3 separate regions of the Homo sapiens genome follow, and regions 1 and 2 are each linked to region 3. The links are chromatin contacts, found by Hi-C or POLR2A ChIA-PET in ENCODE. All regions are on one chromosome and are shown on one strand. Each heading gives the region's core, a stretch centred on a gene start or an enhancer-like site at or near the end of the contact. The rest is flanking DNA. Distances are from core to core; before and after follow the strand shown. Region 1 has its middle 60 kb from the start of LINC01625. Region 2 has its middle 13 kb from the start of FILNC1. Region 3 has its middle 130 kb from the start of FILNC1.

Region 1 (2,700 bases), core at 44-2,543, 110 kb before region 3:
ATGATTCACCCACCTCGGCCTCTCAAAGTGCTGGGATTACAGGCGTGAGCCACCCAGCCCAGCCTTAACCTTGTCTTTTAAAGGCAGGGTTTGACACATACTTGGTATGAGAATGAAGGGTAGCGTGAATAAAAAGGAATAAGGGCCTTCCATTCAGAGGGACTGATTCTAGACTTTTGTAATGACTGCATTTTGGGTGAAACCTTTGTAAATTGAGACAAAAATGCCTGAGTTTGTCTTAAAAATTTTTATTTATTTTAAAAAATTCACCTCGATATTGGAAAAGATAAAGGTGTTAATGTGTACTACTCCAGCAGTGAGGGAAGGTTCTAGAATGCTCCCTGGTTGTTGCCCTCATACTTTGGGATGTTATGCTGATCCCTGCACCTTAAGTTCAAATTCCAGTTTCCTTGCTCAACTTGAACAACATGCAAGAGTTGGCTGTAAGGGCTGTTTTTTTATTTTTTATTTTTCTGCTTGGTTTTGTTTTGCTTTGTTTTTTAACCACGTAATTAAAGAATTGTGGATATAGATTAACTTCTCGCCCACTCTATCCCCTCCCGTACTGTTTTAACTAACAGGGACTAAGCACCATGGTCCTTTGATGGATTTCCTATTTTGATGGTAAAATCCTTGTTTTTCTTACAAAAAATATCTTCTCTGCTTCTGACAAAACTCTAATCTTGCCCTTCTGACTCCGAGTCCCTGCATGCCTCTCTTCCATGTTTCAGGAAGGAACAATTAGGCAATCCTGCCATGTTTCTTCTGAAAGTAGCAAAAACAGTGACTTCAAGAGCCCTTATGCTGAATCATGACATAGATATTTTTTTCTACACCACCCGGAACACTTTGAATTAAAGCAGGAAGCCTGATTCTAAGCCACTATTGCACTAAGCCCTGGAAAGAAAGAAGTGTGGAAGAAGGGAAGAGGATGGAAGAAAAACAACCTTTTCTGAGTAAAAAGTTTAGTCTTTCTTCCAGTGTACAGTTTAAAAATGTGGGCTCATTGGAATGAATTTGAAGGTTAGGTTACAATTTGCTTACAGCAGATTTTACGATTAAACTCATTGAATCAGCCTTTTTTTAACCCGTTAAGTGACGTATACATGGGATTAAACAGAATGAAATTCAGTTGTTTCTCAACTCACTCTCCTAGCCTCACATCTGTCAAAATCATTGCTGTTTGATTTTCTTTTCTGCAAAGGCCCCCGAGACACATTTGCCTTTAAGCGCTTGGGCACTGGTGGGAGCTGCGTGTTCTGGGTGTCTTTAAGTGCACTGGGCTGGGCTAGGCAACGCAGCTCGTGTGTCCCGGGAAAGCTGCAGTCTGCTGAGTGTAAGATACACACCCAGACCACACCTTCAGAGCCATGCAAAGCTGGAAGGAGACAGAGATAAGGTACACTGAAAGGAAGAAAGAAACTCCTCTCTCCAAGCTGCATCTGCTTGCTCAGGTGAGAGTGCAGTGCCTTGCCATTTTATTTTTCTTCTGATGAAAGAAAAGTGGCACTTGGCCTGCTCCTCTCAGTCAAGGGTTAAGAGCCATTTCTTCCTAGAGAGGTTTCCTGATACCCACTCCTATCCAGCTCTGACTTCCTGGCACCCCCCCTCAATGGGCTGCTCTTCGTCTTCTTTCTTTGTAGCCAGCTAGTGTACCACTTTCTCAGTCTCTCTCTCGACTGGGGAGTCCTCCTTCTTGACACTGGACTCCAGGAGTCTTGGAATATCTTTGCAGCCTCATGTCTAGCACTTAGTAGATGCACGATTGTTAATCGAATGAGCAAACAAACTGTGGGAACCCACAAAGCTGTTCTGACTTCCTGACTGCCCTGGTAAGCTAAATTTATGTTGCACCAGATAGGCCAAGCCTAACACTTCTTAAAATAGGAGATTCTTTGAAAAAGGGAGGGGAGTGAGGAGAGGAAAACAATGATAGAAGTGGTCTCCTGGTAAACAGAAGTAAGAGCCTTTGAAAGGATCAACAAATAAAAACAAGCTGATAATCTCTGTTTGGCTGCAAATACAGTATTCTAAATCCAGATTAGGTGCTACCTTACTTTATCAGTGTGGAGCATTCACAAATGCAGTTGTTCCAGTTTCTGCACGTATTTCTTTCCCTTTCAGTTCTGTGGTACAGTTGAAGCCATCAAAATGTTAGTATGATCTATACTAGTTATCTGGAAAGTTTTTAACTGCATCCTATAAGTAAAAAATTTATCAGCCCACATCTTCTCTTTTTATATAGCCATCAATTATCTGCATGCACTTCTGTGTTAGCATATCATGTACATTATAAAACATTATATATATATATAAATTAAAAGAAGATGATATAAAAACAGAAATAGAAATTCCAGGCCGGGCGTGGTGGCTCCCGCCTGTAATCCCAGCACTTTGGGAGGCCAAGGCAGGTGGATCACGAGGTCAAGAGATCAAGACCATCCTGGCCAACATGGTGAAACCCTGTCTCTACTAGAAATACAAAAAAATTAGCCAGGTGTGGTGGCGGGCACCTGAAGTCCCAGCTACTTGGGAGGCTGAGGCAGGAGAATGGCATGAACCCGGAAGGCGGAGCTTGCAGTGAGCCAAGATCATGCCACTGCACTCCAGCCTGGGAAACACAGCGAGACTCCGTCTCAAAAAAAAAAAGAAAAGAAATTCCAATATTTTCTCCCCAAGCCTGAGCAGATCATTGTTGCA
Region 2 (2,700 bases), core at 179-2,678, 110 kb after region 3:
AAAACTCATGGGCATTCATAATATAAGAAAATCTGGTGTAATAGTGGTCATTTCTACAGCAGAATGCAGCTATTGACTGTTTACTAGAAAAAGGGAGACTCAAAGCCTATTTGGAAACAGGTGGCAGAACGAGGGAACTAAGTAGTGAGGGGTACAATGAGGATTTAATGAGGGATGCTGTTGGTTCCAGTGATTCTCAGTGGTGGCTGTTCATGAGATTCGTTTTTGAGGAGCCTTTAAAAAGTACCGATGTCTGCCACAAACCCCTCTCTGCCACACCCCACCCTCCATATTCTGATTCAATTGAGAGTGGAGGACAAACAAAATATGGAAGATTTTTGGTGTGCAAACTGATCTGATGACTAGTTCTGAAGATTGCTTGGAAATAGTGAAGATGGGGGAAAAGCATGGAGGAAATCTTAATATAGAAGGGACTGAGACAAGAAAGAGAATGAATTGACAGAAACAATGGGAAAAGAGGCATGCAGTTCATGGACAAACCATCCAAGGAGCTTAACTGCGGTAAATAGAAGATGAGTTAATATTCCCAAGAGACATATACTTTCCTATGTATGGATGTAAAGTAGATTATTGATATTTCTTGGTAAATCTCCCAAACCTGGCTTTTTCACACTAAATTTCCAGCCACTGCTAACAACTCCCACTGTGCATTCATCCAGAAGTTTCTGAAATTGGTACCAGACAAAGAGAGCTATCAGGCATTTTCAGCAGGCCATAATATTCTGGATCAGTTAAATAAGAAAGGAACAAAAGGATTAAATTGGTAAGTCAATGGTAAGACTGAGAATATCTATGAGGTTCCTACCCTGAAACAAAATAGTTGAAGAGTTATGCAATTTGTGTGAGGTTTCTGAGGAATCTTTATTTTGCAAGATTTGTAACACTATGTTATTTTGGCTGAGGATACCATAAAAACAAAGTCATTTCCAACAGTGCACCGAAAATCTTTGCACTTTTTCTGTGTTCCAAGCTCAAGGGACTACCTATCATTCTAAAAATATATCAGCCCAAACTACCTTTGCTTTTTTTTTGAATGTCTTTATGTCTTCAATATCATTTTTTTAGTCTCACTCCAAAAGACACATTCTCTGTTAAACATCTTGCAGTTGATGAAAGGCAGTATCTAGGTATGCTGTCATCCAGAACACACACATCTTTAATATCACTTTCATGTTGCTCTGTTTACTTATCTGCCTCTCTTTCTGGATAGACTGAGAGTAATTCAAAGAGAGTTTACAGCCATTGCCTTGCAGAATGTCTGTTTTTAATTGCACTGGAAAGCTAACCCTTCTGTTGGGTAACTAGAACCCCTGATGAAAGAGAACTGGACAAATGCTTGCTGCATTAAGTTGACACCCTTCACCTACTTGGAAATGTTCTTTTTGGCCAGTCCCGTTGAAGCAACTTTAGTTATGTCAGCTGAGTCTGTTCCGTGGTGTGTTTTTGTGTGAGTGGGTTCATCGGTCTCAAGGGGTGTATGAATCAACTAAAAATATATGAAAATTTTGCTTGTTTGTGCAGCACATGTGCTTTGAAAGAAAGATTTGTTGAGATTCTCAAAGTGGTCTAAGGCCCAAAACAGATGATAAAATAAAACACTATCATAAGCAGTGAAAAACTAGACAGTTTATCACTGAATTCCAAAATTAGACGAGGATGACCATTATGATTACATCGTATTTATTGGAAAATAAAGGCAAAATTTATTACCTGCAGCATTATTATAGTCTACCTAAGAACAAAACAAAAAACTAACTGAAACTTTTAGTACTAAAACTAATAGAATTCAGGAAAGTGGCTAGATATAAAATAAATTTAAATGTCAATAGGTTTATATTTGCAAAATTACTTGGTAATATAATTTTTAACAATCCCAGTTCATCAGTGATAAAAGTATATAATACATCAAAATTTAATAAGCTCTTTGCAAGACGTCTACCAGAAAAATAAAATAACTTTCCTGACAATCATGAAGGAGGACTTAATAAATACAAAACTGCGCTGTATTCTTCGGTGAGATGATTTAGTACTGGAAAAATTCCAAGTAAATGTATAAATTACCTCAGTGCAGCTAAAAATGTAAATTTAAATAATAATTAGATACATTTTTATCTTTCAGATTAGCAAAGCTTAAAAATATGTGGAATAGTGTACTTTCTCATATATTGCTGACAGGGATATAAATTGTTACAACTTTTTGGGCAGTAACTTGGAACTATGTAGCAAAGTTTTAAACTTCTCCCTCCATAGTTCTGTTTTTATAAATTTATTCTCCAGAAATATTCACCCAAGTGATTGTAATAGTGATATATTAGAAACATCATGAAAGTTTGTCAATAAGAATTGGATTAAAAAATTATTTTCCATCCCTTTGGGGAAATATTGGGCAGACATTAAAAGGATGTGGCAGTTTTATCCATCAAACACAAATCTTGTCCTTGTTTATAATGACAATTATGCAAAAGCAAGCTGAGACACACAGCTTAATGTAACTACATCTTTATTTTTAAAAAAAGTATATGTGTGTCTTTGTGTAGGGGGGGTGTGTGTGTGTGTGTGTAGGATGCATGTAAGAAAGTTCACGAAGGAATAGACTGATTAGTGGTCATTTCTTGGAGTAGAATTTCAGGGGCTTTTTGTTTTTTACATCGTCCTCATTTTCACAACTCTTCAAGACTT
Region 3 (2,700 bases), core at 177-2,676:
AGGCAGGAGAATCACTTGAACTCCAGAGGTGGAAGTTGTGGTGAGCTGAGATCGTGACATTGCACTCTAGCCTGGGCAACAAGAGCAAAACTCCGTCTCAAAAAAAAAAAAAAAAAAAAAAAAAAGAACTTTGAGTTTGAAGTTTGAATTAACCCTTGTTTTGCCACTTACTTGTTTCTTGATTTTGGTCATGTTTTTAAATCTTGGGTTTCTCATCTGCTAAACAGCAGTAGCAACTCTTCAGAGTGCTTCTGAAGATTAAACAAAATAATGGATTTGGGGCTTAGCAAGCTCCTAGTACACACTATTATTTGTTTTATCATCTCTGCCCTCACTGCTGGATTCCTTTCAGTTCTGCTCAGAAGGAAGAACCCTCCTAATCCCTTCCCAGTGAGGACGGCTCCTGGGCCCAGAGGGACAGCCATGTTAAGAGAGGACAAGCTGCCCCTCTCTGTCCCGTGCCTGCTCTTCGCTATTCTCATAGCCCTGCCCCATCTCCTGTGTACTTTCCACCCCTAATTGTCTGAGGCCCTTTCACCGTGCCATGTTTCTTTTTTTTGTATGTGCTCTATCCTAAGATCACTGCAGTAACAGTTCTGCTGGCACCCTGCCTTACCTAGCAGATAAGCTGTGGGGATATGAGCCACAGTTTCTATAGTCTTGGGGCCTGAGGCTGGAGTTGGGGGACAGAGACCATGAGCTACTGTGCAAGGAAATGTTCTGATGAAGGGCAAAGTCTGGCGATGAAAGAACTGGGAGAGTAGGAGTGGAACCCAGAAATGTTTAGTCCCAGGTGCAGGGGCTGGGAGTGAGAACCCAGATTGCTTGATGACGGAGACGATGTTGTCATTTTCCTTGTGTCTACAGCACCTAGCACAGTGCTCGGCATAAAATAGGCCCTCAAATGTAGGTGGATGATAATTACTGAGGAGTAAAATTTAGGAACTTTGTTGTTTAAATTGTGTGTGATTGGGGAATTGTTGATTTGCCTGAATACTGATTACAGTCTCTCTAAAAGGAGCATAAAAATGACATATTTACGCTGCCTATGTAAAAAGTATTGAATGGCATTTATATGACTTGCTTAGATTAACACATAGCAAACTAATACTTATTATACTTGTCATTACATTTGTATCACATTACCTTTGCAGTAAGTTTTATTTGATTGCAATCGTAAACTATGTATGCTTAAGATATGTTTACAGAATCTGAGGCTTAATCCACCAGTAACAACAAGCATCCTTCTCGGTGCTTTAGAGTCCTACCTCGCGAGCTCAGGCTTCCTAGAATGTTACCACGTGTCCCACATTTGTTCACTCACATATTTAAAAAAGACAAAAAGGACAGAAAGAACATTGCTCAGGACAGTCAGGGGAGGGGGGTGACCAGAATGAAAACAGTCAGTGCAGAACATTGTGCAGGCCCATTCCTGGGGCGTGAAGAATCTGAGACATTTGGAGAAGACCCAGGGAACACAAGGAAGGGAGGGGGGATTGCAAGAGGCAGGCAGTGAGGAAGCAGCCGGGGGATCTGGCTGGGATTCCAATCCATTCTTAGCTACTTGATACAAAGGCTATTATATTAAAATTCTTCTAAAGAAAGATGGATTTCCACAGCACCCTATTTGTGTCCTAAATTTAGAGTAACAAAGCTGGAGCAATTGAATGGTGCAAAAACTCTTTCTTCCCTCAGAGTCAAAGGAACAGTAAAAATTGGACTTATGAAATTAACTTTCTACTTGAGTAGTATTTGTCCTTTTAGTTCTTGCATACTTGTTTGTAAACATAGTTTGAGTTTCACTGAATATTTTTTCTTTTAGTTAATAATATAGCTTCCCACATCCAGTCACTTACTAAGCTCTGGACACCTCCAGTTTTTTCAATAGCTCTCAATCTCCTGTCTTAGTACAGGTTCATCTGAAGGACATCTCAGGGGAAGGCTTCGTGTGTAAGTGATTTGTGAAGGAAGTGCTTCCAGGAGAACCTGGGAAAGGAGTGAGGGAAGCAAGACAGGGAAGGGTGCAGTTTCAGGCAGCATGTCCCAGAGAGTAGCTTCAGCCTGAGCCCATGGAAAATACTGGAATGTAACTGGGGCCTTGGGATTTGTCCCAAGCATGATCAAAGCAACTGGGCTTTAAGATTTTATATTTTATAAACTCTGTCTAAAGGCTGTGGGATTTGAGGGGTTAGTGGTGGTGGGGGTGGTGTGTAGAAAGTGAACTTGTAGGCACTTTGGGCTTTTTTATGCCTGTGAGCAAGGCACTCCAATGCCAAGAAGTGTTCGCCAAAGGAAAGTTGCAGGTGTGAGGTGGATGTGGGCATGCAAGCAAAAGTGCAGCTGGAGGATGGCACACAGAAGATGTTACCAAGGATGACAGGGGATCTCAGTGGAGCTTAGAGAGTGTCCACAGCCTGTCTTGATTCTCTCTGTCTCTACTGTGTATCTTCAGCACAAGTCCCTGTGACTCTTTCTCTTCTGGGTTGCACCATATGTTCCTAACTGATATCCTTTGATCCATAAATTATTGTTGGAGTCTGTGATCTTTCTTTTTCTTTTCCTTTTTTTTTTTTTTTTTTGAGACAGGCTGGAGTGCAATGGTGCGGTCTCAGCACACTGCCACCTCCACCTCCCAGGTTCCAGCAATTCTCCTGCCTCAGCCTCCCGAGTAGCTGGGACTATAGGCACGCGCCACCACGC

The links. Hi-C counts contacts between places; a loop is a spot of excess contacts on that map. ChIA-PET counts read pairs that join two places held with the same protein, here RNA polymerase II (POLR2A). Pooled maps may share reads with other maps.
Region 1: a map of K562 shows a loop between it and region 3 (1.9-fold over the local background). The contact joins two enhancer-like sites. A Hi-C loop is called at or near these places in 2 of 168 maps with a recorded cell type or tissue (Caco-2 and K562) and 3 of 50 pooled maps. POLR2A ChIA-PET finds 5 or more read pairs at or near these places in 2 of 52 experiments (K562 and activated T-cell).
Region 2: a loop to region 3 is called in a pooled map, with 1.9 times the contacts of the local background. The contact joins two enhancer-like sites. A Hi-C loop is called at or near these places in 1 of 168 maps with a recorded cell type or tissue (Caco-2) and 3 of 50 pooled maps. POLR2A ChIA-PET finds 5 or more read pairs at or near these places in 4 of 52 experiments (CD8-positive, alpha-beta memory T cell, MCF 10A and activated T-cell).

Annotation. Positions count from the first base shown.
Region 1 is chr6:139,532,963-139,535,662 of GRCh38, forward strand. No RefSeq gene overlaps it. Among named protein-coding and RNA genes, the nearest start is that of LINC01625, 60 kb to the left of the region's middle. RefSeq lists a cis regulatory region at 1,126-1,964. Within about 2 kb of position 1,294, at least 16 of the 41 ENCODE cell types and tissues checked have a DNase peak (open chromatin) inside an H3K27ac peak, as active enhancers do.
Region 2 is chr6:139,757,088-139,759,787 of GRCh38, forward strand. No RefSeq gene overlaps it. Among named protein-coding and RNA genes, the nearest start is that of FILNC1, 13 kb to the right of the region's middle. Within about 2 kb of position 1,429, at least 3 of the 41 ENCODE cell types and tissues checked have a DNase peak (open chromatin) inside an H3K27ac peak, as active enhancers do.
Region 3 is chr6:139,643,590-139,646,289 of GRCh38, forward strand. No RefSeq gene overlaps it. Among named protein-coding and RNA genes, the nearest start is that of FILNC1, 130 kb to the right of the region's middle. Within about 2 kb of position 1,427, at least 2 of the 41 ENCODE cell types and tissues checked have a DNase peak (open chromatin) inside an H3K27ac peak, as active enhancers do.